Linked DNA regions of Homo sapiens: region 2 is linked to region 1. Evidence: read pairs that join two places in POLR2A ChIA-PET (ENCODE). Cell type or tissue: PC-9. All regions are shown on one strand. Each heading gives the region's core, and the rest is flanking DNA. Links, peaks and the distances in the headings are about the cores only.

Region 1 (16,204 bases), core at 5,093-13,092:
GCCTGAGTGACAGTGAGACTCTGTCTCAAAAAAGGAAAAAAGAAAAGAAATTAAAATTAAATAAATTTTAAAAATCTTTTTTTCTTTCTTTCTTTCTTTTTCTTTTTTTCAAAGAAGTCTCCTAAGAGCCAGGCTATTAGCACTATCCTCCCTTTCAAGTGCTATACAGTGATCAGGTGAAACTGGAGAACATCTGAGTTGGGAGAGAATTCTAAGATCTCAAGTGTAAAAGCTTAATTTCACTGACTAAAAACTGAAGTCCAGAAAAGGAAAGAGGTTTTTGGCAAGGGGACACAGCCAACTGGTGGCAGAGCTGGCAATAGAACCCAGGATCCTTTTGACAACCCCCACCCCACATACACACATCCTCCCAAAGTGTGATCTTGCTCCAAAAAGCTAGCTTCTCTCCGAGTTTTCGCGTTTCTATCAGAAGCCCCCTCATCCTTTTCTTTTTCTCCCCCCTTTATGGCTATCTATCTTCTACAGGAAGGACAGAAGCCCTTTTCTTCTCAGTGAATAAGATTGGGAATCTTGGCCGCGCGCAGTGGTTCACACCTGTAATCCCAGCACTTTGGGAGGCCGAGGTGGGCAGATCCCCTGAGGTCAGGAGTTCGAGACCAGCCTGGCCAACATGATGAAACCTCATCTCTACTAAAAATACCAAACCAGCAGGGCATGATGGCGCATGCCTGTAATCCCAGCTACTCAGTAGGCTGAGGCAGGAGAATCGCTTGAACCTGGGAGGCAGAGGCTGCAGTGAGCCGAGATTGTGCCACTGCACTCAAGCCTGGGCAATAAGAGTGAAGCTCCGTCTCAAAAAATAATAATAATAAATAAAAAGATTGGGAATCTTGAGAAACTAAAAGAAAAGGGCAAATACTTAAAGAAAAAAGAAAAGACTGGGAATCTGAGAGTCATTCTTAGGTATTTTTGTTATCCCACGTGTGCAAGTAATGATTCCTATTGAGGCTTGCTTTAAAATATCTTACTCTCTATTCCACCCTTGCCTTCAGTCTGTGCCTGCTGCTGCCCCCTACCTCTGACCTCTCTCCAGGCCACCCGGTAGATAGCTAACATATTCATGATAACTTACAATTGTCATACACATACACGGCATCACTGTGCTGTGTTCTACATGTGTTACTTTATTCCTCTAAAAGACCCCATAAGCTGGGTGCCTTTATTACCCGCATTTTATAGATGAAGAAACTGAGGCTCAGTGCAGTTAAATAATATTTGTAAGATCTCACAGCAAGCAAGGAGCAGAACTGGGATTTTATTTATTTAACTTATTTATTATTATTATTATTATTATTATTATTGAGACAGAGTCTTGCTCTGTCGCCCAGGCTGGAGTGCAGTAATGTGATCTCGGCTCACTGCAGCCTCCACCTCCTGGGTTCAAGCAATTCTCCTGCCTCAGCCTCCCAAGTAGCTGGGATTACAGGCACACACCACCACACCTGGCTAATTTTTGTATTTTTAGTAGAGACAGGGTTTCGCCATGTTGGCCAGGCTGGTCTCAAACTCCTGACCTCAGGTGATCTGCCCGCCTCAGCCTCCCAAAGTGCTGGGATTATAGGGGTGAGCCACCGCGCCTGGCCGGAACTGGGATTTTAGAAGAACCAAGTGGTCTGGTGCCAAACTCCAAACTCCCAGCTGCTATACAATACTGCGTTTCTCTGAAGCACCCATACGACCATGTCACTCCTGTGCTCAAGTCTCTTCAGTGCCTCCCTTCTGACTGTGGTCGTTCAAATTCCTACTTGGGCATTAAAGGCTCTTCAGTGGTTTGTCTCTCGCTCTCCTGCAGGTAAGTTTATGCGCTTTGCTGTGTCTCACGTCCCTCCTCTATTACTTGAGTGTGATAATACCCTCTCATGAGGCTGCCACGAGGATTAAAGGAGGTCACTCAGCACAAAGTGACACAATTGGTGTTAGTGATCATTTAGTTACCTTTGTACTGTTTCTCCCAACTTACTTAGAGGACTCCTCTGACCAGAATGTTGCTGCAAATAAACAGTGCTTGTTGCTAAACTGAATGCGAATGTAAATTTTCCCTTCCTAGAAATGTTCCCCACTCCCATATGCCAACATCTCCAAATCCGTCCAAACCCAACCATCCTCCAATCACTCTACTTCACTGCCCCCACCCCCCCACTAATTGAAACTCCTGAGACACTTACTCTTTTTTTTTTTTTTTTTGAGGCAGAGTCTCACTCTTTCACCTAAGCTGGAGTGCAATGGTGCGTTCTCGGCTCACTGCAACCTCCACCTCCCAGGTTCAAGTGATTCTCCTGCCTCAACCTCCCGAGTAGCTGGGACTAGAGGCTCACACCACCATGCCCAGCTAATTTTTGTATTTTTAGTAGAAATGAGGTTTCATCATGTTGGCCAGGCTGGTTTCGAACTCCTGACCTCAAGTGATCTGTCCACCTCGGTCTCCCAAAGTGCTGAGATTATAGGCGTGATCCACCACGCCTGGCCTCGGGGACGTTTATTCTCATCATTCTTTTTTTTCCACACCACTATTTATTTACTCGTTTGTTAAGCATTTATCAAGTGCTTACTCTAATAATAACAATGCCTGTACAGACAGTCCCTGAGTTAATGGTGACTGACTTAATGATATTTTCAGTTGATGATGGGTTTACAGGGATATAACCCCATCTTACACTTGCTTGGTTATTTTTTTTTTTTTTGTCTTTTTTTTTTCCTTTCTGTGGAGAACGGCGTCTTGCTGTATTGCCCAGGCAGGTCTCGAACTTCTGGGCTCAAGCTATCCTCCCACCTCCTCCTCCCTAATAGTTGGGATTACAGGCATGAGCCACCATGGCCGGTGGACGTAACCCCAACTTAAGTCGAGGAGCATCTGTATTTGACTTGATACTTTACGAAGGGCTCCATACCACAGCTCTGCATCTGTAAATCCTCACAAAAGGCTTGGAAGGGGTTCCCATTTTTAGGCTGCCCTAGTTTTACCAGCTGGTGGTAAACCCTGGTGTCAGCACCAGCATTCCTGGGGATCCAGAGGTGATGCTGACAGGACCCCCGTCTTCAGGGCATGTATTGCTGGGTCTGTCCCGCAGACCCTGGCTGACAGATGAAATGAGTACTCAGACAGAGGTATGCAGTGTAAGAGCAGCTAGGCGACTGCCTGGCTCTAGTGTCCAGAGAGCAGCCCGAGAGCTGGAGCTGCTTGCTTTTATTCAGTGCAGGCACAATGACGAAAACCTGGAGCCAACACAACCTGCAGGTAATTAACATTTATCATTCCCTTTTCAGGCAACATCATGCACGCGGATGATCAACAGTCAGTTCCTGGTCAACATAAGTAAACAAGCCTGTTTAAGATAAATTCCCCCACACTCCCTTGTACCTACTCCTTGCCCTCTGCCCCAGGGTTATAGAACAGCTGCTTTCTGCTATTCTCCCCCCAGGCTCTGCAGAACCTTCTGACCTTTCAGAAGGTTTGCATCCTTTCCCTATAGTTTTTCCACCGCTCTGACCAGTCCCCCACAATATATAGCCTTGTATGCAAAGCCAGGCCTGTCCATGCAGGGTGACCATCCAAGGTAGACAGTGGCAAAATCTGGTGGAGGCATCAGAGATAGTGCCATCAGTTTGCTGGAACAAGCATATCAAGGAGCCTGGCAGATCTACACTTCACCAGACGGTGCCTGTAGCCAACAGGGCAGGCCCTTGCTCCAGGGAAACACTCAGAAATCAAAACTCCTTGCTCTGCTGCCAGGGAACTCTCCAGGAGATCCTCAGTGTCATCAGAAGCTGAAAAAAACAGTGCTGAGAAACGTGGCCTGCCGTCTTTCCAGCTAAGGGAGATGGCCCATTCGACCCTGGGTTGTCCTCTGCAAACGCGCTGCTGCAGGTTGCATGGCACCATCTCCTGATTGCAATTTGCTTTCCTGAGGGAGTGAACTGACTGAAATTGGATGGTAATAAGTTGCTAGGTTATTTTCCACTTTTTAGTTTATGAGGCTTATTCATTTTGCTTTAACATTAACCACTGCCTTCCTTTTAAGGAGCTGGTGAGGCAGCGCATGGCAACAGGTTCAGGGTGAGGAGTGGCACCACCTCCTTTCAGTGAGGATTTGGGAAGGGTGAAAAGCACCCTAATCTTCTCAGCCGCATGTGAACAAACCACCTGTCAAGGTGGGTCCTTCCTATAGGGAGGTTGATGTCAGCCCTTCAGGGAGGTCTCAGTTTTCTTCCTCCACTTCCTAATCCCTTCATTATAATTCCTTCCACAACAGAATAAGTTTCTTGAGCAATGCAGCAATATCCAGCAATTTTAGATAGACATTTACCTTTTGACCTAGAAATCTCACTTCTACGAATCCATCCTAAAGACACACTTTCAGCTGGATGTGGTCGCTCATGCCTGCGATCCTAACACTCTGGGAGGCTAAAGTGGAAGAATCTCTTGGGCTCAGGAGCTCAAGACCAGCCTGGGCAACATAGGAAGACCCTATCTCTAAAAAAAATAAAAATAAAAACGGCACACAGTCAAAAATTCAAAAATTAATATACATAAGGCTATTTATTACAGAAACATTGGTAGTAGCAAAAGACTGGAAATAACTCAATGCCCATCAATAGGGAACGGAGTAAATAAACTAAGATACCTACACATAATGGAGTGCCATGCAGCTTTGAAAGGAAATGAGGCATATTTCTATGTTATATGTTGTGATCACCAGAATATAACCTAATGAGTAAAAAGCCAGGTGAAGAAAATTCTGATAATATGCTATCATTGGAGAGGGGAATATGAATATACCATACATCACATAGGAGGAGAGAGGAAATAAAGTGAGAGGATTGGGATAGAAGCTAGACTTTTCTAAATATATCTTGTTTTATAGATTTATGTTGGAAGTTTGTGGATATAGTACTTTAGAAAAGTATAAAACCAAATTAGACTTGACAAAATGAAACAAGTCAATCTGTTGAGTTGATGGTGTAACTACACAGTGAGAAACTATTGCAAATGACCTTAACACTCAGGAATTCCACTGTATATTCCTAATGGGAGATCCCCTAATGACCAAACTTAAACCCAGTCCAACCAAACCAAAAAACCTTGTAAAATATCTGAAACCATTTTTAGTAATGAAATGAGAAATGTGGTCGTGTTGGTGATATGGTTTGGCTGTGTCCCCACCCCGACATCATCTTGAATTGTAACTCCCACAATTCCCACATGTCATGAGAGGAACCCAGTGGGAGGTGATTGAATTATGGGTGTGGGTCTTTCCTGCGCTGTTCCCATGATAGTGAATGACAAGATCTGATGATTTTAAAAACGGTTTCCCCGCACAACCTCCCTCTCTTGCCTGCCACCATCTATGTAAGATGTGACTTGTTCCTCCTTGCCTTCCGCTGTGATCGTGAGGCCTCCCCAGCCATGTGGAACTGTAAGTCCATTAAACCTCTTTTTCTTCCCAGTCTCGGGTATGTCTTCATCAGCAGCATGAAAATAAACTCATACAGTAAATTGGTACCAATAAAGTGGGGTGCTGCTGAAAAGATACCCAAAAATGTGGAAGCGACTTTGGAACTGGGTTATCAGGCAGAGGCTGGAACAGTTTGGAGGGCTCAGAAGAAGACAGGAAAATGTGGGAAAGTTTGGAACTTCCTAGAGACTTGTTGAATGGCTTTGACAAAAATGCTGATAGTGATATGAACAATAAGGTCCAGGCTGAGGTGGTCTCAGATGGAGATGAGGAACTTGTTGGGAACTGGAACAAAGGTGACCCTTGTTATGTTTTAGCAAAGAGACTGGTGGCATTTTGCTCCTGCCTTAGAGATTTGCAGAACTTTGAACTTGAGAGAGATGATTTAGAGTATCTGGTGGAAGAAATGTCTAAGCAACAAAGTATTCAAGAGGTGACTTGGGCGTTCTTAAACACATTCAGTTTTATAAGGGAAGCAGAGCATAAAAGTTCAGAAACTTGCAGCCTGACAATGTAATAGAAAAGAAAATTCTATTTTCTGAGGAGAAATTCAAGCTGGCTGCAGAAATTTGCATAAGAAATGGGGACCCAAATATTAATCTCCAAGACAATGGGGAAAATGTCTCCAGGGCATTTCAGAGGTCTTCATGGCAGCCCCTCCCATCACGGGACCAGAGGCCTAGGAGGAAAAAAATGGTTTCTTGGGCCAGGCCCAGGGTCTCCGTGCTGTGTGCAGCCTAGGGACTTGGTGCCCTGCATCCCAGCTACTCCAGCCATGATTAAAAGGGCCCAAGGTACAGCTCGGGCCGTGGCTGCAGAGGGTGCAAGCCTCAAGCCTTGGAAGCTTCTATGTGGAATTCAACCTGTGGGTGCACAGAAGTCAAGAACTGAGGCTTGGGAACCTCTGCCTAGATTTCAGAGGATGTATGGAAACGCCTGGATATCCAGGAAGTTTGCTGCAGGGACAGGGCCCTCATGGAGAACCTCTGCTGGGACAGTGTGGAAAGGAAATGTGGAGTTGGAGTCCCCACACAGAGTCCCAACTGGGGCACCACCTAGTGGAGCTGTGAGAAGAGGGCCACTGTCCTCCAGACCCCAGAATGGTAGATCCACCGACAGCTTGCACATGTGCCTGGAAAATCGGCAGACACTCAACACCAGCCCATGAAAGCAGCCAGAAGGGAGGGTGTACCCTGCAAAGCCACAGGGGCTGAGCTGCCCAAGACCATGGGAACCCACTTCTTGCATCAGCGTGACCCGGATGCGAGACATGGAGTCAAAGGAGATCATTTTGGAGATTTAAGACTTAACTGCCCTGCTGGATTTCTGATTTGTATGGGGACCAGAGCGCCTTTGTTTTGGCCAATTTCTCCCATTTGGAATGGCTGTATTTACCCGATACCTGTACCCCCATTGTATCTGGGAAGTAACTAACTTGCTTTTGATCTTACAAGCTCCTAGGCGAAAGGAATGTGCCTTGTCTCAGATGAGACTTTGGACTGTGGACTTTTGAGTTAATGCTGAAATGAGTTAAGACTTTGGGAGACTGTTGGGAAGGCATGACTGGTTTTGAAACGTGAGAACATGAGATTTGGGAGGGGCCAGAGGCGGGATGATATGGTTTGGCTGTGTCCCCACCGAAATCTCATTTTGAATTGTAACTCCCACAACTCCTGTGTGTCATTGGAGGAACCCAGTGGGAGGTGATCGAATTATGGGGGCAGGTCTTTCCTGTGCGGTTCTCATGATGGTAAATGAGTCTCACAAGAGCTGATCGTTTTAAAAGTGGGAGTTTCCCTGTACAAGCTGTCTCTCTTGCCTGCTGCCATTCATGTAAGATGTGACTTACTCCTCCTTGCCTTCCACAATGATTGTGAGGCCGTCCCAGCCATGTGGGACTGTAAGTTCATTAAACCTTTTTTTCTTTCCAGTCTTGCATATGTCTTTATCAGCAGCATGAAAATGGACTAATACAGTTGGTAAGACTGTTTTGCATGTATTATAGGATAAAGCAATGAGTAATTATGTTGTTTTGAAAAGTGGGATGTTTTACATCCCAGGTATGGATATAAGATCAATAAAGTTAAGTAGAAACACTTTAGTCTTACCTAAATTTGAAATAGAACTATTAGTAAGAATCCATAAAGTATTTGCTTGTAAAAAATTCTTTCTAGAAACCATCATCAATTCAAAAGCAAGCATTTCTTGCACACAGAATATGATCTCTAAATGCCATTTACTAAAAGAAAGCAGGGCTCCTTAGAAAAATGGCTGATTCCAGATCTGGGCTCCTGGGAAAGAAATGTACAAGATGAGCCTGGAACATCATATTATACACCTGATAATCAAGCATTTATCAAGAACAATAGGGTGATTTCACAAGGCAAATACCAGATATTATGTGCCTCCTGATGAAAAACATTAGTCATGAAGTAGTCTTGCCAAAATCCCTAACCTAAATCTGATCAACTACTCTAAATCCAACTTCTAGTTTACAGGAAATGTCAAGGACAGAGAACATGTTAAATCATACTGCTGGTTGCAATCACCAAAATTATTGCAGTGGCTCATGCCTATAATCCCAGCACTTTGGGAGGCTAAGGAGGGCAGATTGCTTGAGCCCAGGAGTCTGAAACCAGTCTGAAATATAGTGAGACCCCCATTTCTACAAAAAATTGAAAAATTAACCAGGCATGGTAACATGCACCTATGGTCTCAGCTACTCTGCAGCCTGAGGCAGGAGGATCGCTTGATACCAGGAGTTTGAGGGTCCCTTGAGCCATGATTGCACCACTGCATTCCAGCCTGTGTGACAGAACGATACCCTGTTTAAAAAAAAGAAAATATCACAAAGACTTAGTTGCCTATAGTCCTAGCTACTCAGGAGGATGAGGCAGGAGCATGAGGCTGGAGGATGGCTTGAGCCCAGGAGTTCCAGTCCAGACTGGGCAACATAGTAACCCCCTCCCTTAAAAAAAAAACAAAAACAAAAACAAAAAAACAGACTCAGTCAACTTGAAGAGGCCCCCACTAACCAAAGAATAAGATAATCTGAGCATCAATAAGAATTATAACTGTGATGAATTGAAGCTCATCAAATGTTTAAAACCATGAATTCATGCTTTTTAAAAATTAAATCTATTGGTCACTTTTGGTGGGTGCTAGGGATCCATTTGTTATTTTGAAAATTGGCAAATAAAGAGAGAGAAGCATTTATATTACCTTTCCAGTGACAAATATAGCTTATGTTAACTGCATAGACGATCAGGGAAACCTTTTTTGGATGTATTACAGCTATTAAACAGAGAAAGACTAGAAGGATTACAATATCACCATTTTGCCATCTTTAGTAAATTAACAGGCCTGGACTTTGATCATCAATGACGGTCAAAAGACAAATACATGAGTGCCTCCCGATGAGAAACAGTCATGAAGTAGTCTTGCCAAAAATCACTAACCTGTCTGGTCACTACTCTAAATCCAACTACTAGTTTACAGGAAATGCCAAGGACAGGGAACGTGTTAAATGATACTGCTGAATGCAGTCGCCAAAACTCAGATGGTGAGAAATTCCATGAGATAAATGACCCAGCTTCTTCAACAAATACATTACAAGCAGGAGGAACTTATCAAGTAAAAGGGATCCAAGAGGCATACTGAAGTCTATGGGTGAAAATGATGCCATGATATGATTTGCTTCAGAATAATCCAGGAAGGGATTAGTCATAAAATAAGATTAGCCATGAATTCTTTTTTTTTTTTTTTTTTTTTTTTGAGATGGAATCTCGCTCTGTCACCCAGGCTGGGGTGCAGTGGTGCGATCTCGGCTCACTGCAACCTCTGCCTCCCGGGCTCAAGCAATTCTCCTGCCTCACCCTCCCAAGTAGCTGGGACTACAGGCGTGTGCTACCACACCTGGCTAATTTTTTGTTTTTAGTAGAGACGGGGTTTCACCATGTTGGCCAAGCTGGTCTCGAACTCCTGACCTCAGGTGATCTGCCCACCTTGGCCTCCCAAAGTGCAGGGATTACAGGTGTGAGCCACTGCGCCTGGCCGAATTCTTAATTATTGAACCTAGGTGATAGAATCGTGGAAGTTTATGATACCATTCTGTCTCCTTTTATGTTAGAAATTTTCCATAGTGAAATAAATAAATAAATAAATAAACAAAAAGGAAACTAAAGACTGAAGCCACAGAAAAGCTAAACAAACAAAATAAAGACTTTCTCTCTCTTTTTTTTTGGACACAGGGTCTTGCTGTGGTGCCCAGACTACCTGGGCTGCAGTGCAACGGTGCCATCTCAGCTTACTGCAGCCTCAACCTCCCAGGCTCAAGAGATCTTCCCAACTCCTGAATAGCTGGGACTACAGGTTCGCGCTACCATGCCCAGCTAAGTTTTCCATTTTTTTGTAGAGACAGGGTCTCGCCATGTTGCCCGGTCTAGTCTCAAACTCCTGGACTCAAGTGATTCCCCTGCCTAGGCCACCCAAAGTGCTGGGATGGATTACAGGTGTGAGCCGCCATGCCTGGCCAGAAGGTGAATTTTGAAGTCAGGTCGACTCGGCTTCAGTTCTGGCTTAGCCACTCCATAACTGTGTGACAAGAGACAAGTTCTAGCTCTGAAACCCAATTTTCTCAGGAAAATGGTGACAGTACACACCACCGTTCCGTTGTATGAATTAAAGGTAACAGTTGGGCAATGCTTGGCAGAGCTCCTCGCACATAGTAACCACCTTTACTTATTGCTGGAGGGAAGGTTGTACACCCTTGGGCCTTTTCTCTTTTTGAAATAGCTGGTATGGAACTCAGGTGACAAGACTAGTGGAGGCAGGAAGAGGGACCCAGGAATTCTATCTTCCTATGGCTAAAAGGGGAAAAAGAAGCTTCCCCGCCTGGAATACTTCCTGAATCTTGCCCCTCCTCCCCATTTTTCAGGGCTCTTTTCTAGTTCTGCCTCCAGGCAAAATTAGTACCTCCTCTTTTTGCCTCAGCTTTTCCACAAGTCTATTTGAACACATCCTTTGACCCCTTTTATTGGTGTGATTTGAACCAGGCACAGTGGCTCAGGCCTGTAATCCCAGCACTTTGGGAGGCCAAGGCGGGAGGATCACTCGAGTCCAGGAGTTGGCGACCAGTCTGGGCGACATAGCAAGACCCTGCCTCTGTTTTAAAAACTTTTTTTTTTTTTGAGACAGAGTCTTGCTCTGTCACCCAGGCTGGAGTGACGTGGCGCAAACTCGGCTCACTGCAAGCTCCACCTCCTGGGTTCAAGCGATTCTCCTATCTCAGCCTCCCGAGTATCTGGAATTACAGGTGCATGCGACCATGCCCGGCTGATTTTTGTATTTTTAGTAGAGACGGGGTTTCACCACGTTGGCCAGGCTGGTCTCAAACTCCTGACCTCAGGTGATCTGCCAGCCTTGGCCTCCCAAAGCGCTGGGATTACAGGCATGAGCCACCGCACCCAGCCTTGAAAAAACAATTTTTTTAAGTAATTAAATATTAGTGTGATTTTTTTTCTGTTCTTCCTCCACTGTTCCCCAAGCTATAAACTTCCCTACAGGGCAAGAGTCTTCAAGATCTTTCTTTCTACCCAGGTGCCCAGAACAGTGTCTGGCACATTGTAGGCGCTCAAAAAAATGCTTACTGCCTCGGAAACCTGACCAGAAAAGGCCAACTGTATGTGGGGTGGGGAAGGGAATGAGAAGGGTTAACCTTTCTCCTCCACCTTCAGCTCTGTGTCAGATGATATACAAGTGGAGACTGAATCCCGTAGATTTATAGTGTGTTTTATGATGATATAAACAGAGCTTTTTTGTTATTATTAATCATCCCATTTATGCATTTCAAAAATCCACAAAAATTCATCATTAAAATTTGTTTCATACCTTCTCATCCTTTCTCTCAATAACGTAGCAGTGTTAGAATTTTGTCTCAATTCGTCATGGCCTTCAGGTAGCACTTGTCTGCTGGACACAGAGGGACAGGAATTCTCAACCTGAAGACTGCAAGTTTCAGCCACCTATGAAGTTTCAGCATCCTGATGTTGCAAAATGGTACATATACATGTGTACCTATATACATTTTTTTTTGAGACAGAGTCTTGCTCTGCTACCCAGGCTGGAGTGCAGTGGCATGATCTCAGCTCACTGCAACCTCCACCTCCCAGGTTCAAGCGATTCTCCTATGTCAGCCTCCTGAGTAGATGGGATTACAGGTGTGTGCCACCACACCCGGCTAATTTTTTATATTTTTGGCAGAGATGGGGTTTCACCACGTTGGCAGGCTGGTCTCAAACTCCTGACCTCAAGTGATCTGCCTGCCTTGGCCTCCCAAAGTGTTGGGATTACAGGCATGAGCCACCACCCCTGGCCCATATATGCATTTTTGGATAGGGTGATGGTCTGTGATTTTTCAGTCAGATGCTCTCATGGGTTCCTGACCTAACAAAGGAGAATGACTACATTCAATAGAAGAGGTGCAAAATAATGAGAAACACTAAGTGTTCACTGAGAACTCTTTCTTTTCTTTTTCTTTTTCTTTTTTTTTTTTTTTTTTTGAGACGGAATCTCACTCTGTCACCCAGGCTGGAGTGCAGTGGCGCGATCTCAGCTCACCACAACCTCCGCCTCCCAGGTTCAAACAATTCTCCTGCCTCAGCCTCCCGAGTAGCTGGGATTACAGGCATGCACCACCACGCCTGGCTAACTTTTGTTTTTTTAGTAGAGATGGAGTTTCTCCATGTTGGTCAGGCCAGTCTGAAACTCCTGACCTCAGGTGATCCACCTGCCTCGGCCTCCCAAAGTGCTGGGATTATAGGCGTGAACCACTGTGCCTGGCCTAGTGTACCCATTCTTTAAGGCCCCACTCCTGTCCCTTCTCCCTACCACTGTCCCTGCCTCTTACCCAACCAGTTGTCTTTCTCTCTTGTAAACTCCAACATTTCACATTTATCTCTTGTTATATGTGGCTAGTAACCATTGATCACCTTCCTTATGTTTGCTCATGTTTTACCTTCCCAGCTAGTCTGTATGCTTCTCGAAGGCTAGGCTCATATTGCACATCATTGTATCTTCTTTGCCCTCTGGAAGGCTAGGATCATATTGCGCATCATTGTATCTTCTTTGCCCTCTGGAAGGCTAGGATCATATTGCGCATCATTGTATCTTCTTTGCCCCCGGAGCATGGCCTGCCTAGAGGGGATATTTGGTCATTTCTTTTTCATTGATTGGTTTTATAACCACCATAATGTTTGAACTCCTTAATGTGGCCTACATGGATTGGTCTTTGCCACCCTATTTGGCCTCATTTGTGTCTCCTCCCCCTTTACATTTTATACCTAGCCATCCTCAATACCAGCCAGTTCCTTAGAAATTCCATGGGCCAAGCACAGTGGCTCATCACACCTGTAATCCCAGCACTTTGGGAGGCCGAAGCGGGCGGATCACCTGAGGTCAGTAGTTCCAGACCAGCCTGACCAACACGGTGAAACCCCATCTCTACTAAAATACAAAAATTAGCCAGTTGTGGTGGTGCACGCCTGTAATCCCAGCTTCTCGGGAGGCTGAGGCAGGAGAATCGCTTGAACCCAGGAGGTGGGGGTTGCAGTGAGCCCAGATCGCCCTACTGCACTCTAGCTTGGGTGACAGGGCAGTGACCCTGTCTCAAAAAAAAAAAAAAAGAAAGAAAGAAAGGAAAGAAAGAAGGAAGGAAGGAAGGAAGGAAGAAAGAAAGAAAAAAAGAAAGAAAGAGAAAGAAAGAAAGAGAAAGAAAGAAAAGAAGAAAGAAAGAAAGAAAGAAAGAAAGAAAGAAAGAAAGAAAGAAAGAAAGAAAGAAAGAAAGAAAGAAAGAAAAATTGCAGCCATGACACCTCACACAGCTTCCTCTGCCGGAACACTCATCTCCTCTTCTGTCTGGTTGACTCTTCTCAACATTTGCATCTCAATCTGGGAATTACTTCCTAACGAGAAGTCTTCCCCTGGACTTCATCAGAAAGTACAAATTAGTAAGATTGCGCCAGCAAAATGCGTAGTGTGTGAGAAAGCACTTAGCAAGAGGAAATGAGAAACATTCACGTCCACTTACTCATGAGCTTGCTCCAGCTTCTTCTTCTCCTGTCCCCTAGTTCCCTCTGGATGTCAGCCATCTGAAATTACTCACAGGACATCTGAATGCACTTTGTTTTATCATACAAAGTGTGCCTTTGTACACACTTTTCTTCCGTTTTTTTTCTTCCTTTTTTTTTTTTTTTTGGAGGCCAAGTGCACTGACGCCATTTCGGCTCATTGCAACCCCTGCCTCCTGGGTTCAAGCTATTCTCCTGCCTCAGCCTCCCAAGTAGCTGGGACTACAGGTGTGTACCACCATGCCTGACTAATTTTTGTATTTTTAGTAGAGATGGGGTTTCACCATGTTGGCCAGGCTGGTCTCGAACCCTGACCTCAAGTGATCCACCCACCTCGGCCTCTCAAAGTTCTGGGATTACAGGTGTGAGCCATTATGCCCAGCCTGTACACACTAAACATTTTTCATTTTTTCATTCTTCCTAGGATTCCATTTAATCCATGCCCTTCCTTCCTTCCTCCTTCCCTTCCCTCCCTTCCCCTCCCCTCCCCTCCCCTTCTCTTCCTTTCTTCCTTCTTTCTTTTCTCTTTCTTTCTCTTTCTTTCTTTCTTTTTCTTTCTTTCTTCTGTTCTTTCCTTCTTTTGTTCTTTTCTTCCTTCCTTCTTTCCTTCCTTGCTTCCATTCTTTCCCTCTCCCCCCGCCTTCCTTCCCTCTCTCTCCACACCCCTACCCCCGCCCTTCTCTTTCTTTTGAGAGTCTTACTCTATTGCCCAGGATGGAGTGCAATGGTGCCATCACAGCTCACTGCAACCTCTGCCTCCCGGGTTCAAGTGATCTTCGTGCCTCAGCCACCTGAGTAGCTGTGGGATTACAAGTATCTGCAATCAGGTCTGGCTAATTTTTGTATTTTTAGTAGATATGGGGTTTCACCGTGTTGGCCAGGCTGGTCTTCAACTCCTGGCCTCAAGTGATCCACCCACCTCGGTCTCCCAAAGTGCTGGGATTAAAGGCATGAGCCACCGCGTGGCCTAATCCATGCCCTTTCTTCACCTAATTAACTCCTACTCATTTTTCAATGCCCAGCCAAGGGGTTTGTATAATGGTGCAATTTTTGTTTGTTTGTTTGTTTTATGAGACGGTCTTGCTCTGTCACCCAGGCTGGAGTGCAGTGGTACGATTTTGGCTCACTGCAACCTCTGCCTCCCCGGGCTCAAGCAATTCTCCTGCCTCCCTCCCGAGCAGCTGGAATTACAAGTGCACACCACCACACGCTGCTAATTTTTTTGTATTTTTAGTAGAGATAGGATTCCACCATGTTGGCCAGGCTGATCTCGAACTCCTGACCTCAAGTGATCTGCCTGCCTTGGCCTCCCAAAGTACTGGGATTACAGGCATGAGCCACTGCGCTCGGCCAAATGGGGAAAATTGTAATAATTTCTACCTCCGAGGGTTGTTGTGGGAATGAAATGAATTAATGTCTATACAGTTCTTTGACTTCTTCCTGGCATATAGTAAGTGCTAAATAATTTTTAGCTATTATCAGCAACAACATCATCTTCTCTTTCATCATTATTATCAGTATATGTAATATACAAGTCTCTTGTCATTTTTCATGCTATATAGTAATTGCTTTTCATGTCTGTCTCTCCACCATCATATGTGCTCCTTTTTGATCGAATGATCCTCAAATAACGAGGTCATTCTACAGGCCCTAACAAAGCATCAACAGTCAAGGTTTGGAGCTACAGAAATCCTACAGAGAGCTGTGAAAAGAAAAACGTCAACTGGATGAAAAGGCTGTGGGAAAAGGAACAAGTAAATAAGGTTAGAAAGAATGCCTTAGAAATAGCCACAGGACTCATTCACTATTGATCACAGTGCAAGTTGACACAACCTTATTTTGTCAGGCATTTTGGTGCTTCACACGAAAATGTTATTTATTTATTTATTTATTTATTTATTTATTGGAGACAGAGTCTTGCTTTGTCACCCAGGCTGGAGTGCAGTGGCGCAATCTTGGTCACTGCAGCCTCTGCCTCCCAGGTTCAAGCGATTCTCCTGTCTCAGCCTCCTGCATAGCTGGGATTACAGGCACATGCCACCATGCCCAGCTAATTTTTGTATTTTTTTAGTAGCGATGGGGTTTCACCATCTTGGCCAGGCTGGTCTCCAACATCTGACCTCAGGTGATCTGCCCGCCTCAGCCTCCCAGAGTGCTGGGAATACAGGCGTGAGCCACCACACCCGGCCAAAAATTTTAATTACATATATCCTTAAACCGAGAAATATCACTTTTAGAAGTCTATTCAATAAAAACAATTTCTCTGGTATACAAAGATACATGAAAAGGTTAACCATCACATTACTTGTAAGAATAAAAAATTTTGAGAGGCTGAGGTGGGTGGATCACCTGAGGTCAGGAGTTTGAAACCAACCTGGCCAACATGGTGAAACCGCGTCTCTACTAAAAATACAAAAATTAGGTGGGCATGGTGGCGCACACCTGTAATCTCAGCCACTCGGGAGGCTAAGACAGAAGAATCACTTGAACCTGTGAGGCAGAGGTTGCGGTGAGCCAAGATCATGTCACTGCACTCTAGGTTGGGTGACAGAGCGAGACTCCGTCTCAAAAAAAATAAATAAATTTAAAAAAGAATAAAAAATT
Region 2 (16,204 bases), core at 3,398-11,397, 76 kb before region 1:
CATTATACACATTTTCTTAATTTCTTTGAAGATACACCAACACTGAACACTAAATCTACTGAAAATCTATTCAGTTGGAGAAAAGCTTAGAGAAGAACGATAAATCAGCCCATTTTTGTTATTCTCTCTATAAATGAAGTGAGGCCTCCTTTTCAGAATTAAACTTCAAGAGTGTTTACCATGGACTTTCAGTAGTTGGCAGATGGAGCACTTATCCAGTCACCTCCTCCCTCTCTCCCTTTCAAAATGTGGGTAGGGAGGGAGGGAGGTGGGGAGGCAGGGAAGAGGGAAGGGAGGATCCTGTAAATGTAAACAGAAAACAAACCTGAAGGAAGGGATTTCAAATATGGAAACAAAGGGCAAACTGAAACCTATGGATGGATACAAACGGGAACGAAACAGTAGCCCAGAACAAACACAAGATACCAGGTGAGGCAGGAACACTTATCAGCCAGAGTAGCTGAGCTAAAGAAAGCCAAACAAAAAACCAGGGAGTCCTCCTCCAGAGACATAAACTGAATGTCTGACAGAGCAAAGGCTGCTGACATGAGGGTGAGGATTCCAGAGTACAGAGCTCCACATGTGCAAGCATGGTGAGAATGGGTGAGGAAAGCAACGGAGAGGCTAACTCTGAAACTATTCCTTTGAAACTTTAAGAACCCCTGTCGATAAGACCCCACCAGACACAGAGCAAGCACCATCCCCCATCCCCCAACAAGCCTTCACGATCAGAAACACTAACATACATATGGGCAAGGGTAAAATTTGAAGTAGCTCACTGCAGCTATGCAGAATTACCAAATCAGATCTTCATTTTTAGAGTAAAAAAGTGCCATCCAGATGTACAATGAAAACCAAGAGCATGAAGGAGAGACACCAGCCATGGGGTGGGGGCCAGAGGAGACCATAACCTCAAAGAAAATAAATAATTCAGAAGCCAGAAGGGAACTCTAAAATGAACTGACTTTGTATTTATAAAAGAAGAACTGAATGCTGTAAAATGATAACAACCAGAGAACGTAAGCAGGCACTTAGAAATTAAAAGTCCCAATGGCAAAAATAGAAGGAAGTTATAAACAAACAAAAACATGTGCATGTATGTGGACACAGTAAACAAAAGACAGGTAAAAAAGAGCAATGAAGACAAACGACTTTATACACCTTTGCCTGTGGCCAAGAAATTGTGTCAGTTGAGATCATCTTACTGGCTCTGCTCTACCCTCCCCAAGTTGCTGACCCCTGGTTTACCTTAAACACAAAGCAGGGGCCTGAGCTGGTCAGCCTCTATTAAAGGTGTACTAAATGGGTTAACTAAAAGTTACTTTTGCATGATTTTTAAAATATTTCTCCAGTTGATGTAGCTTTAGAAATTACATAGCTCCTTTTAGGGTACAAGATAGACTGTCATTAAAACAAAAAGCAGAAATAATCCTTGTATGAGGTAATTTAATTTTTAACTATTATTTTCCTAAAGTTATTTGTATTTTAAAATATTTGACTTACCCATCCAATAGCCTCAAACATTTTCAGATCAAGTGGATCACCAGAGAGCACTCCTTCAATTTTTGTAAGTGAATGACAAGTAGCCATACAAGCAACAAACTGGGATTTTACCAACATCTCATTGCACACATTTTCTTCTGGTGAAAGAAATCTAAGCAGAAGACACACTGAATTAGTTTCATAAATTCTAAGATTCAAGATAATATTCTAACAGGGCTTTTCTGGTTTTGTAATTAAAAAAAAAATCTTTTAAATCCCAATCTGAGCTCCTAAGAAAGAGAAACTGTCAAGTGTCAGAAATACAGGGAAAAGAAAACCAGAGGGGTGTGAACTTGAGCTGATGCTATGGCTGCTGGGGGGATGAAGGGAGGGGGCCATCTCAGTAAACTAAGAACTTGGGATTTAATACCCACAAAAGGACAGGAAACAAAGTCTGGCCCCATGCAAAGTGGGTAGCTGGTACTGAAAGGATCCCTCTGACTCAGGAAAGCCAGTACTCTTGAAGAGCTACACGCCCTTGGGAAAAGGGCAGATGAGAAAAAATTCACCCACAGACCTAAAGGCATTAATTATGAATAAGCTTGTCTTTTTCCTCACCCAAAGTCCAAGAAAATAGCTAATATCTGCATAATATTTACTATGCACCAGGCATTATTCTAAGAACTTTAAATTTATTGGCCCATTATCCTCACACCATAGAAAAGGTGTTTTATTACCCCCATTATAGATGAGAAAACTGAAGCAGGGTGGTTAAGTGACTTGTCCCAGGTTACACCGTCCATAAGTAGCAGAGCAAGGATTGAAACACAGGAGGTCAGTTAAAGCCTGTATGACACCGTTGATTACCACTGGGGCTCTTAGCCAAGCAAAGTCAGAACTTCTCCAGAGGGGAGCTCAAAGAAAATTCTGTTAAGAATGAGTCCATAATTTAAAGATGCGCTAGCAAACAATTCACCAAGAGTGTCAACAGACATAACAAAGACAGAATTAGAATCCTATAAATTTGGCCAGGGGCAGTGGCTGATGCCTGTCATCCCGGCATTTTGGGAGGCTGAGGCAGGAGGATCATTTGAGGCCAGGAGTTCAAAACCAGCCTGGGAAATATAGCGAGACACCCATACCAATTCCTATGTTTAAAATAAAAAAATAAAGAATCCCGTAAATTTAAGATAACAGAATGGCAAATCTGAAAGAATGCAAAAAGGGCATTTTAAAATTAGACATACAAAGAGTAAGACACTGTAGATGCGAGAGTAGGGGTGGGAGCAGACTTGGAAAGAACCAAGTAAACCATGTGTTGTCCAACACATGGTTAGGATTCCCAGAAGGAGAGAAAACAAAACACAAGGAAAAGGCCATAATGGAAGTAAAAAAGGCCTGAAAATTTTCCAGAATTTATGAAAAACATGAAAGCATGAAATCAAGAAGCATCATGAATCCTGTACACACAAATAAAAAGATCACAGTGAATCTGCAGAAATTAAGGGTGAAGAAATATTCTTCAAGCAACCAGAGAAAAAAAAGATTACTAAAAAGACTAAGATTTATCAGTACCAATTAACAAAAGGTATTAAGAGAAATGAAATAACAGCTTCATAGTATTGAGAGAACACAAATGTCAAACCTAGAAATCTGTATAGTTACACTACCACCCAAGTGACAGTGGGCTGCTCTGCCTATGAAGGAACCATTCTTTATTCCTTTACTTTCTTAAATTTGCTTTCACTTAAAAAAAAAAAAAAGAGTGACAGTGAAACAAAGCAAATGAATGTAGTTACAGAAGATGGCAATTTACACAAGATGCAATGGTTAAGGCATTAGTACACCTAGGTAAATCTAAGCATGCAGACTGTATAAGACCAAAATAATAATCAGAAAATATTATGCAACAAATACATATAGGAAGGGAGGAGAATAACCAAAAGTATCTTACAGTCCATAGGTTTGTTTTGGGGGGCAGGGGAGTGGTTAAAAGGCAGTATTAACATCCATGAACTTTAAGTATAAATATTGATAATGTAAGAACAAGCAGTATAAGATTGGGATGCATAAAGTGAGAAAATGAGAGAAAAAATGAGAATGTGAAAATGTGTATGTAAATTGGGGGAGCAATGGTAGAAATAATTTCTAATATATCTGAATAAATGTGCACATCATGGCACAGAAAGACTGAAAAGTAAACAAGTGGCAAAACACACACTAGGCAAACATCAGGCAAAAGAAAGCTGGTATAGAGCTATATAATTATAAGACAAAACAGAATTTAAGGCAACATGCATTACTAGAGATAAGAAAGGTCACAACGTGACATACTATTTTCCAAGACACAACAACTCTTGAAATTACATTGGCCAAACAATACTGTCTCTCAAGCTATATACACCAAAATTTAGCAGACTTTTGACAGGGGGAGGGGGGAAGACACAAACAAAACTACAGGAGTAAAACTTCTGAGCTTCAAAAAGCAACAGAAACAAAAGTAAAGAGATGAGCCAGAGACTAATAGGATAATTTTCAATACACAATATTGAAAAAGATTCCTATCCAGAAAATAAAAAAGACCTCTAACAAATAAGATAGACTTCCCAACAGAAAAATGAGGATATAAACACACAATACACAGAAGAATGCTAAATGACCCTCCCTCCAAAATGTGAAAAGATGCTCAATTTTATAAGAAATGAGAAGAATGTAAAAACCACAATGTAATACTCATATCCATCCATCTGGCAAAAATTACAAGTCTGACAATATTAAGTTTGGCAAGAATGTGGAGTAAAAAGATCTTTACCCACTGAGAGAGAAAGCATAAAGCTGAAGCCGTGCCCATGCTACGGCCCAGCCTTTCCATTTACAGGGATCTAGCTTACTGAAACTCAGCCACATGCCTACAAGGACTTATGTGTAAGAACTTTAATTCCAGCACTATTTGCAACAGTGCAGAGAAAAAAGAAGAAAAAACAGAATTGTCCCTTAGTAGAAGAACAGACAAGGTTTAATCATTCAATGGAATAAGACAGAGCAGTTAAAATTAATAAACTAGATCTGCACATATCAACATGGATAAATCTTGAAAACAAAGTTTGGAGAGGGGAAAAAAGCAGCAAAACATATGTACAGTATATCATTCATGGATACTTATTTATAGATTTATACTTAGAAAAAATATAAAATATGCAAAAATAATTTCAGAATGGCAGTAGGAATTGGGGAAGGGATACAGTGGGACTTTGGCAACTTCTATAATATTTTAATATTCTAAAGGAAGCGATCTGAAGCAAATATGGCAACATGTCCACGGTTTAATCCTGGTATAGGTACACAGTTGTCTATTACTTCCTTTATGTTTGAATGTTGCACATGTTAAAATATTAAAAATAAACTAATAAACTATCAAGTCTAACTAATATTTACCGTGCATTTTCCACTCGTTGAATCCCCCAAAGATCTAAACCATCTTCAGTTAGAGTTCCAGTCTAAAAAACAAAAAAGCACACATGCACAAAGTATGGATGATGCCTCAAAAAAAAACCCAAAAATAAAAATAAAAAGCAACCACACAGCATTAGAAACTATGCTACATATAACATAATGGAGTTCTACAGAGTTAAAAAAAGAAACAGGCAAGATCCCTGACAGAGAATGGCTTCCAGGACATATGGTTAAAGTGGGAGAGGGGGTGCAAACAATGATCACAAATCTTCTGCGTAAGGGCAGAGAGGGGTATATATTTACGTGCTTATACTATCAAAAAAAAAATCAATGGAAGGATGCACCAGTTAACCTATCTTATCAATCAATAAAGGATGCCTATAAAGCAAAAAAGGAAGGATTACTGTATAAGGAGGGCCAAGAGGAACAGGTTAAAGTACATCAGGAGGAAGCAACTGGCCAAATCCACAAGGTAAATGACCTGGTTTCTTCAACAAAATAACTGGAGATAAGGGGTAAGTAAAGGCAATTGTTACATGTTAATTGTAAGCAATGTAATCCCTATTTGGATTCTGACTGAAAAATCAACTAGTAAAAATTAGAGATATGAGGAAATCTCAACTGGATATTAGAAAAACTAAAGAATTGCTAATTCTGTTAAATGTGATAGTGATATTTTAAATATCCTCTAGACACATACTAAGGTAGTTATGAGTGAAATAATGTCTGATGCTGTCCCCTTCAAAATGAGCAGATAGATAAAATAAGACTGACAATGTGTTGATAACTGATAAAGCTGGGTAATGAGTAAATGAGTGTTTATTATACACACATCTTTTCTCCACTTTTGTCTTAAAACTTTTAGGAAAGTTTCCAAAAAAGACAAGCATAAGTGAAATTTTTTGAACTGATAAATATGAAATAATTGTAGCAGTATGTGACATATTTTTTTCTAACAGAACATGTTTCCCATTTTTTTCTGTAATAATGAAATGCACAAAAATCAAATTTGTATCACATCAGTTACCCAGAAAAGTTTGATAGAAGGTTTTCTGGTCAAAGTTTAATTCTCAGAAAACTTTAAAGAAAATTCCAGCTCAGGAAAGGAGAAACCTTTCTAAGAGGCAAGATATACTTCACACAGGTACATAATTTGTCATTTTCACATAAAATCAGTGACCTTCATAATTCTTAAACATATTCAATAAAATCATACAGCAAACACTAAACATACACACTTACAAGCAATAAAATCATAATAAATATATATGTATGGAGCCTATTGTGTTAAATAAGAATTACTGTCTAAAAAATTAAAGGTCACGTAATCTTTACTGCTACTACTATTAATACTACTAGGCCTAATTCTGGAGTTAACTGAAGCTTTGAGCAAATAAGCAATATCCAAAGTATTAAAAATTGAGAAAATAAGAAATATAGCATGTCCTCAAATACGATTGTTTTGTCCGTCTTTTTTTATAACACGATGGGTGCCAGTGGTGGGGAGAGCTGAGGCCCAGCCGCGACCACTATCTACATGGAGTTTGCATGTTCTCTCCCTGTCTGCATGGGTTTCACTCCAGGTACTTCAGTTTCCTCCCACATCAAAGCTACGCAAGTTAAGTGAACCAGCACATTTAAATGGTCCCAGTCTGCGCGAGTGTGAGTACACCCTGCGATACGATGGCATCCTGTCTAGGGCTGGTTCCTGCCTCGTTCCGCCAGTTGCTGAGATACGCTCCCACTACCCAGGAGCCTGAAATAAAACAACTGGGTAAATAATTACCTTACTTGTTTTTATTTCTTTCTTAAATGAATGTATAGCTCATATTTATTTCAATGATTAATATCAGAAGTGTTTTAGATCTTTATTTAGAAGTTTGGTGATTTTTTGTGACCAAAATATGGCATAGGAACTTAAATCTCATTTGTATCAATTAGCCTATGGTAAAACTGGTTTCATTTCATTTAAAGTTGCAGTTTTCAAGAACCTATCAGTAATGTTAAGTGAGAACTTATGGTATAGAAAAATGATGCATATACCAAATAAGTGGAGGAAAAGGAAAATTAGAGGAACATGACAGAATGTGTCCAAATTTGTTGACAAAGAAAATAAAAAACATTGATCTAAATATTTAAACGCTACGAAGTAACCTTTGAAAGTAACTATGAAACTGAACCCACCTTGTCAAAGCAAACAAGATTGAGCTGTCCACAAATATTTATTCTTTGAGGACTGATACAGAAAATACCGATTTTTTTCAGTCTTCTCTGAGCATACACAATACCAGCAGTCATTGCAGCAGGAAGTGCAGGGGGCACAGTAATTGTGATAATATCAAGAGACTCGATAATTATGACCCCAACTTGTACCTACAATTAACACAAAAATAAATGTCAAATCCCCAGTATTATTTACGGATTTAATATGGGTATTTCTTTAGTGAAAATCTGTAAGCCATTTTCAATTGTATATTTCAATTTTATGTATGTGTGTGTATATACATATCTATTAACCATATATAATTTTTTTCTTCAGATATTTCTGCAAAATAAAAAAGCTCAATGGATTATAGAATGACAGCTACTTTCAAAAGAAACTTATCTCATTTTCAAGGCGCTACATACTTCACACATGACACACTTCAAAGCCGGTCAACAATCATTATCAGATATTGACTCAGCGTGCACACACCTTACTGTACCACTCTCCACTTCTGACAAGCGGCGCCTTCAATTAACTAACCACAAATCATTTTAACACTGTATATTACATCTCAGAGGTAAAAAAGAGAAAATAAAGCTTTTGGTGATTATGTGGGGGGGTTTTTTTTCCTGTTTTTTTTTTTTAAAGTCACAAGACCAAGTAAAAGACCATCTAAACCAGAGGCACCCAAAAGAAGTATCCTTTACAATGGAAATGTTCTATAGCTGGGCTTTCTAATATCATAGCTACTAGTCTCATGACTTTGTTAGCATTAAATTAATTAAAATTAAATTAGCTTAAAATTTTAGTTCCTCATTCTCAGTAGCCACATTTCAAATCCTCAATAGCTGCATATGATAAATAATTGAGGTTCAAACCCTATTAAGAGTCCCACATACATACCTCATTTAAAATGCTATTAATAATAGTGTAGATAAACCCAATGCCAGCAACTGCCACAAGACATAGTAGAAACAAGTAGGCATCTCTGTAGAGTTTAAAATCAGTTGGTTTGGGATACAATATGGAACGAACAAGCTGTCCTTTGGAAGTACTAAATCCTTTCAAAAAAAGAAGACAATTATTGATATTTTTATAAGAAAATGAGAATTATCTCCCAAAACAGAATCTCTCTTTTTTTTTTTTTGAGACAGAGTCTCGCTCTGTCACCCAGGCTGGAGTACAGTGGTGTGATCTCGACTCACTGCAAGCTCCGCCTCCTGGGTTCACGCCATTCTCCTGCCTCAGCCTCCCGAGTAGCTGGGACTGCAGGCGCCCGCCACCAGGCCCGGCTAATTTTTTTGTAATTTTGGTAGAGACGGGGTTTCACCATGTTAGCCAGGATGGTCTCAATCTCCTGACCTCATGATCCGCCCACCTCGGCTTCCCAAAGTGCTGGGATTACAGGCGTTAGCCACAGCACCCAGCCCAGAATCTCTTTTTAAACATTTAGTAGGTATCAAATATGCTGAAACATGCAAAAAGAGATTAATTAAGATGTTTCCTACCTGTTCTAACAACTATGGCTTTGACGAGTTCTCCAGTGTAGAAACGAGTCTGAATAACAGTTGTCCCACAAAACAAAGTATGTCGTTTATGTGTTTCTGGATTATATAATTCATCTCCTATTCCTTTCACATCCACTGAAGGATTTGGCAAATTAGTCTTTGTCACTGGAACACTTTCTCCTTTAAAAAACAACAACAACAACAAAAACAGTTTACAAATTATTAAACGAAAGCACAGGAATCAGTATCGAACACCAAAAAATATTAAATTGTTAAATATTTTAAATGCTACCATACTGTTTACAATAATCACTGAGAGTTGTATATGTGGACAACATGGCTTAATTTTTTGTCTACCAATTTCCTCACATAGAAGTATCAAATATTATCTCCCACAATAATTCCAGAAAGTGATTTGTGGCTCAAAGGTAATATTTGTTTATATTTAGAAACAGTTGCATTGTTCAGTTTCAAATAATTTCAAAAAAGATTAAGTAGTTGCTATAGTCCCTGCACCTCTAAGAACTAATGGTAACAGTGGAAAGCACTGTACAGAAGAGATGTGAGGGCCTACCCCGATCCACCCCTACACACACACACACACACACACACACACACACACACACACACACACAGAACAGAAAAGACAGCTGGGCAAAAAAGAGATGTGAAAATGAGTAATGTGGTGGTTCTCTCAAACAACCACAAACAGCCAAATTCTTTTTAAAATTAATTCTCTGCAGCATTCACATTTCTTGCTTCAAAGAAGGCATGTGTGTCAGATATGTATTTGTTTGTGTGTTTTAAGATACGAGATATGTGTTTGTGTGTTTTAAGACACGACTCTTAACAGTTTCAAAATGTATTACATATAAATCATTTTCTAGCCAGATCAACTAGGACAATTAAAAAAAAAATTCACACGATTAAAATAAGATATTGGACAGGCACAGTGGCTCACGCCTGTAATTCCAACACTTTGGGAGGCCAAGGTGGATGGATCACCTGAGGACAGGAGTTCACGACCAGCCTGGCCAACGTGGTGAAGCCGTCTCTACTAAGAATGCAAAAATTAGCCATGCATGGTGGCACACACCTGTAGTCCCAGCTACTCGGGAGGCTGAGGCATAAGAGCTGCTTGAACCTGGGAGCGGAGGCTGCAGTGAGCCAAGATCGCACCACTGCTCTCCATCCTGGGTGACAGAACAAGGCTCTGTCTCAAAACAAACAAACAAAAAAAAAACAAAAAAAAAATCAAGCTCTACCTCAAGATTGTGAATTTCCAAAGGGAAGTCATTTTAAAGCCTGTATCTCCTCAGTTCAAGAAAAATATAAAATCTTTCTTTATTCCCACTTTTTACACATCAAATGGGGAACCAAATACTGTATGCCACATTTTCTGTGGGAAAAGGCCGCCTTTCCACTTCCCTAACCTTAAACCATTTCCTAAGGTCCAAAGAGTAGCCAGAGTGAGGTCAAGAGATGTGACCAACACTATAGCACAGTATCTAGTATTACAGCTGAGTATAATGCAGAATTCGGTCTACTCAGAATTTTAAATCTCCAATATCCAACATATTCATGAGTAAAGGTACAAATGACATAGCTAATTTTGAAAAGGCTTACTCACTAACTTAGTCATGATATATCATGAACAACTCATGTTGATATTTACTCATTTAGCTTACCTGTTAACATGCTTTCGTTTACAATGCAGGTACCATTAATAAGCACAGCATCACAAGGCATTATTGTCCCATTTAATGGAATGACCATGACATCTCCTGGCACAAGGTCGGTAGAAAAGATTTCTTCTATTTCTGAAATTAAAGAAAGAAAGAAAAATCTGAAAAAGATATTCTTTACCTTGGAAAAATACAGCAAATGCTATTCAGAAGTCATCTGATCTCAATAAGAAGTTTATAATGGGGTAAAATAGAAAAATCCAACAAATGGCAAGTTTTAACAAATAAGATTATTAGGCTAACAAAGCACGGTGTGTCAGCTAGTTAGTCTCCTGCTAGGACACCAGCTGTGCACCGGTGATGCCAAGTACCCTCTGACGAAGCAGGTTAAGTGTGCTTCAACACTCATGACAACCGTCCATGATAAATGGTGACTATTAGCCTAAGGAAGAGACACAATGAGTCCACAAAGGAGATGCCTGTGAAACAGGTCAAACAAACTCCGATTTCTATAATCCCTTGGAAACAGAAGGAAGCACTAGAAAACTTAGCATCTTTTCTTTTCAACAGCTTATCTATAATATTCCTTTTCTCACTGCCACTATTTATAACCTTCAAGTCTCATTGCCTCAATATTCCTAAATTACTCTTTTTAGATATTATTTTAAATATGAGTAAATTCATTAAATAAACACTGTAATATTTTATCTAGCTCATTATTTCCTTACAAATTTTAGTGAAACACTTTTAAAAAAAGATCTTCCCTCTGGTACAAGTTGGTGTTTGAAAAAAAGAAAAATGAAAATGAAAAGATCTTCCGAAGGGTGAAAGGCTTTTCTTTAGGGTCACCTTATATGTAGGTATTCTCTCTCTTTTCCTCTCATTCTCTAACACCCTCCCTCTCCCTGTCCAGGTTTAATACTGTGCTCAGAAGACAGTCACACTAGTTTATAAATGGAGATGGATGAGAAGAAACTTATTGTTTGTGATGTTAGCCTGTAAGACAAACACTCTTTCTTTCCTTTTTTTAAAAAAGGAAGTAATTTACTAAATTATGAGGGAACAACTTTTAAAGAATGACATTTAGTACATAGTAGATATTATCGATCTTCGTTTTAAAAATAAGATCCCTTCTTTTAAAAATTTGGATTTCTTTAAAAAGAAAATAAATCCATTCCTCAGATGGGAAGAAAAAAGTAAAAATTTGACTTTTCTTAAAGCTTTTAAATACCACTTGAAGTTCTACTCCTTTTAGGCGTACCAGAAAACAAGGTATCAATGACATGTAAGACTATACAAAGTGGGTAAGGAAGATTCAAGTTGAATGGTATGTCTGCCCTGGCATCCCCATTATATTCAGCAACAGCAGAACAAGAAGAGGAGAGGCATCAATAAGCTACACATCTTAGACTTCAGCTAAGGGAGGCAGATCTTCCTAGCTAGAGTAGCAAGTGGCCAGGAAGCACAGGGAAGGAAGCAATCTCTTGGGTGTAGTCTGAGTCAAGAAAATGGAGACTGATTTGGTGTTCTGAGTAAATCAAAGCGGCTTCTGCCTCCAAGGCCCATGATGCTGTGCTGCCTCCTTTACCTCTTCAACATCTTGCCAGACAAGTTACACGTCCAAAATATTACCATTCTTGCAAGCCTGCTTCTCTTCCAGTTTCCTATTTAACTAAACAGCACCAACATCCATCCACCTAGCCAGACACTGCTCCATGGCCTCATATCCAATGAGTCAAATCCTGTTCAATGGTCACATTTAAGTATCTTTTGAACTCATTTCTTTTCATCTCCGCAATTGCTACCTTGATTCGGGGGGGCATGTCTTCAGTATTACTCTCCTCTAAACCAGTCTGAATGTGGACGCCAGAATGATTTTTTTCCAAAGGGCAAGTATTTTATCACTCCTCTGCTTAAAACCCTTCAATGGTGGCTATGCATGGTGGCTCATGCCAGTAATCCCAGCACTCTGGGAGGCCAAGGCGGGCAGATCACTTGAGGCCAGGAGTACCAAACCAGCCTGGCCAACAAGGTTGACACTGTTTCTACTAAAAACACAAAAATTAGCTGGGTGTGATGGTGTGTACGCCTGTAATCCCAGCACTCTGGAAGGCCAAGGCGGGTGGATCACTTCAGACCCAGAGTTAGAGACCAGCCTGGCCAACATGGTAACACCCTGTTTCTACTAAAAATACAAAAAACTGGCTGGGCGTGGTGGCACATGCCTCTAATCCCGGCTACTCAGGAGGCTGAGGCACAAGAATTCCTTGAACCTGGGAGGCGGAGGTTGCAGTGAGCCAAGATTGCCACTGCACTCCAGCCTGGGAAGGAGACTCTATCGAAAAAATAAAATAAAATAAAATAAATTAATAATAATAGCCTTCAATGGCTTTCCACTGTCTTTTGGACTGAGCCCAAATCCCTAACATGCTTCAGAGAGCTATCCATCATTTATAGTTGCTGTATTTGTCATACTAAATTTCTTCTTTCAGTTCTTATAATGTCCACACAATCTCTAATTTCTAGGCCTTTGGGTATTTAGAACCCTCTTCTCTCCTTCTCTCAGCCTCCCCTTATCAACTTCTCACCTACCTCTTATTTGGCTAATTCAAATAGTCATCACTTACAAGCACTTAATCAAAGAAGTCATCCCTGATACCTACAGTAAATGAGCTCCCCTAATACATAAGTTGGCTGACTTCTCCTTATCATAGCATTTGTCACACTGTATTGTTACTGTTACTACTGTTATCTCTACACCGAATCCCCAGAGCCTAGCATAGTGCCTGCTACATAGAAGAAAAATACAATTTTATATAAATAAATGAATTTGATACAAACTCAGGAACTGAAATGTATACTTTTAGTTCTTAAAAAAATGAATGTATGTGCGAGGCAGAGTGGCTCAAGCCTGTAATCTCAAGACTGTGGGAGACTGAGGCAGGAGGATCTCTTGAGCCCAGGAATTCAAGACCAGCATGGGCAACACAGTGAGACCTCGCCTCTTCAAAAAAAGAGAAAAAATTAGCCAGGAATGGTGGCACAAGCCTGTAGTCCCACCTACTTGGGAGGCTGAGACAGGAGGGTAAGTTGAGCCACTGCACTCAGGCCTGTGCAACAGTGAGACCACATCGACTTTAAAAAAAAAAAAAAAAAAAAAAAGGCCGGGTGCACAGTGCAGTGGCTCAAACCTGTAATCCCAACACTTTGGGAGGCCCAGGTGGGCAGATCACTTCAGCCCAGAAGTCTGAGACCAGACTGGGCAACATGGCAAAACCCTGTCTCTAAAAAAAAAAAAAATAGAAAAATTAGCTGGGCATGGTGGCATGCACCTGTAGTCCCAGCTACTCGGGAGCCTAAAGTGGGAGGATTACTTGAGTCTGGGAGGTCAAGGCTGCAGTAAGCTGAGATTGTGCCTTTGCACTCCAGCCTAAGTGACAGAGACACTGACTCAATCAATCAATCAATCAAAGAATGTATATGTATTATACTTTGGGCTTACTTCACACATTATGCCTAACAGGTATCTTTTTTGATTTATTCTTCCAACATTCAATTACTTACCTTCATTTACTCTACAAACTGAAACTCTTACGGTACTATGAGTTGCCACCATGTCATGCAACATAACATATTGCTGAAAGAGGAAAAAGAAGTTAGAAACTAGCCAATATGAACCCACTCCTCAGGAAAAAAGCCAGAGTGCTAAAAAAATAAGTTAATTCAATAAATGCATATCACTCCATCTTTATAAAATGTCGAGTCAGAAATTCAGAGTATTCATTGTTTTAGTTCAAGACAAAACAAGAAGCACTTTAACAGGATAGCCCTGAAAACAGTACCTTCCAGTATTCCAGTCTGTGATCAGCAACTACAGATCCCTATGGTCTCTAGACAGTCAAGTGGTAGAGTCTTGACTCTACAAAGCACCTGCTATCCCCAACCTCCCAACCAGCAAAACAAACAAAAAGGGAGGGGAGAAGGAGCATATATTCATGCAACTAAAATAATGACTGCATTGAGAATTTACTTTGTGCTGAGTACTATTCTACACACATTAGATGTTACTACAAAATACAAATACAGTTGTGAAACCCATAATAAATTTGAACTTACCTTTCTAATGGAATATAGTGAGCTTACGATTGATACTATGGACATAACCACAATAGCTAGAGCATAGTAATAGTATTCATCAGTGCTCCACAGTATAACACTGAACAGCTGGAAAATGTAAAATGGGTTGAGAACCTAAAAAACAAGATTTTAAAGTCAAACTGAATGAGGTATTAATGACCATACAGATTGTCCATCTTTTCATTTGACAAACAAAAAGATACAAATATGTACAAGATAAGCTCCATAGTATTCTACGGCAAAATGTACTTCCCTAAAAAGTAGGGCAGGCTGGGCGCGGTGGCTCACGCCTGTAATCCCAGCACTTTGGGAGGCCAAGGCGGGCGGATCATGAGGTCAGGAGATCAAAACATCCTGGCTAACACGGTGAAACCCTGTCTCTACTAAAAAATACAAAAAAGTTAGCTGGGCATGGTGGCAGGCGCCTGTAGTCCCAGCTACTCAGGAGGCCGAAGCAGGAGAATGGCTTGAACCCGGGAGGCAGAGCTTGCAGTGAGCCGAGATCGCGCCACTGCAGCCTGGGAGACAGAGCGAGACTCCGTCTCAAAAAAAAAAAAAAAAGGTAGGGCAATATGCCATCATACTCTTATTATCATTAAAATACTAGAATTTGGCTAAATAAGGTTAATTTAAATTACTGGCATCCATTTAGATTCATACCATCCAAATATAGATTCAGCTAGAAAAGGCTAGTAAGTGTATGATTTTAGCCGTTCTGCAATCTGCTTTGGCAATAAAGTACATTTATTTCCAATTACTGTGCTCTGGGCTAATAGAATACAAAACTTTTAACGAAATTGAAAAATGTTTGCTTACTATAAACTCAAAACACAAATTTACTTATATATCAAAAGTTAACTGGAGGTCAAAGGAAAGACAAATATGAGTTAATGGGTTATGTTACTTTGCTTTCTCTAAGATAATAACTAAGTATTAAATCCTGAATGAAAAAGAGATAAAGGGAGACCTTGGCAATGAACTTCACCCACCCAAATGTCATGGTATTTTATCAATTTCATTAAACACCCCCCACCCAATGTCTTCAAATTGATGCTTCTGTACTTTTCAAAGCACTTTCATATATAGTCTCATTTTACCTCAAAACCAAATGAGATAATTGGAAAAAACTTATTCCAAGTTTATAGGTAAAGGAGCAACAGAGAGAATGTACTAAAGATCAGAGCTAGTTACTGATGGAACTACATTAAAATCAGGTCTTCCAATTCCTAATCACTACACTATGCTATGCTCATAAGCAACATTACATGGCCACTCCCAGGAACTGATGAAAAACAATCTTACTTCTACTCCTAAAAGTGTTCACCTAATACAACTAATTCTTGAGCTTTAGCCAAAAACCAGAATGAAGATTGGTGAGCCTAACTCTGCTAGACATTCAACAGGTAATAAAAGCAAAACTAGACAAAATTTTAAGAATACATGCCCCAGATTCTTTCTCTACCAGAGTAAATGTCTTCCGTCTTTACCTTCCAAGTAAAAATATGAAAAAGAGGTTAGGAAAAAGAAAACCAAGAATATTTTAATCACAACTCATTCCAAATTGACACATCCATTGATCATGACTGTTAAGTTATATACAATCAATAGTCTTACCTCTTTAATTAGAAGCTTAAAAACAGAAGGCACTTTTACAGCAATTTCATTTACTCCATAAAGCAGTTTTCTATAACAGGAAAATACATTCATAGTATTACATTATATCATAATAGTAT

The links. ChIA-PET counts read pairs that join two places held together with the same protein. Peaks named below come from ENCODE experiments on the same cell type or tissue, not always from the same donor. Only the 100,000 strongest peaks of a DNase experiment are listed, where the experiment ranks them.
Region 2: POLR2A ChIA-PET joins it to region 1 with 11 read pairs; 5 of 35 experiments call an interaction of 5 or more read pairs at or near these places.

The regions. Positions count from the first base shown.
Region 1 is chr3:194,513,786-194,529,989 of GRCh38, forward strand. No RefSeq gene overlaps it. Among named protein-coding and RNA genes, the nearest start is that of ATP13A3-DT, 35 kb to the left of the region's middle. RefSeq lists an enhancer at 6,995-7,289. In PC-9, for the core only: no CTCF peak of the experiment used is centred there; DNase peaks (open chromatin) are centred at 7,876 and 9,036; H3K27ac peaks cover 4,003 bases.
Region 2 is chr3:194,439,808-194,456,011 of GRCh38, forward strand. It overlaps ATP13A3 (ATPase 13A3), which reads right to left. Exons shown (of 34, transcript NM_001367549.1): 8 at 16,086-16,155; 9 at 14,451-14,585; 10 at 13,899-13,971; 11 at 10,338-10,469; 12 at 8,650-8,829; 13 at 8,045-8,202; 14 at 7,120-7,308; 15 at 4,918-4,979; 16 at 1,504-1,654. Among named protein-coding and RNA genes, the nearest start is that of ATP13A3, 39 kb to the right of the region's middle. RefSeq lists enhancers at 6,996-8,195, 9,691-10,890. In PC-9, for the core only: no CTCF peak of the experiment used is centred there; a DNase peak (open chromatin) is centred at 7,604; H3K27ac peaks cover 654 bases.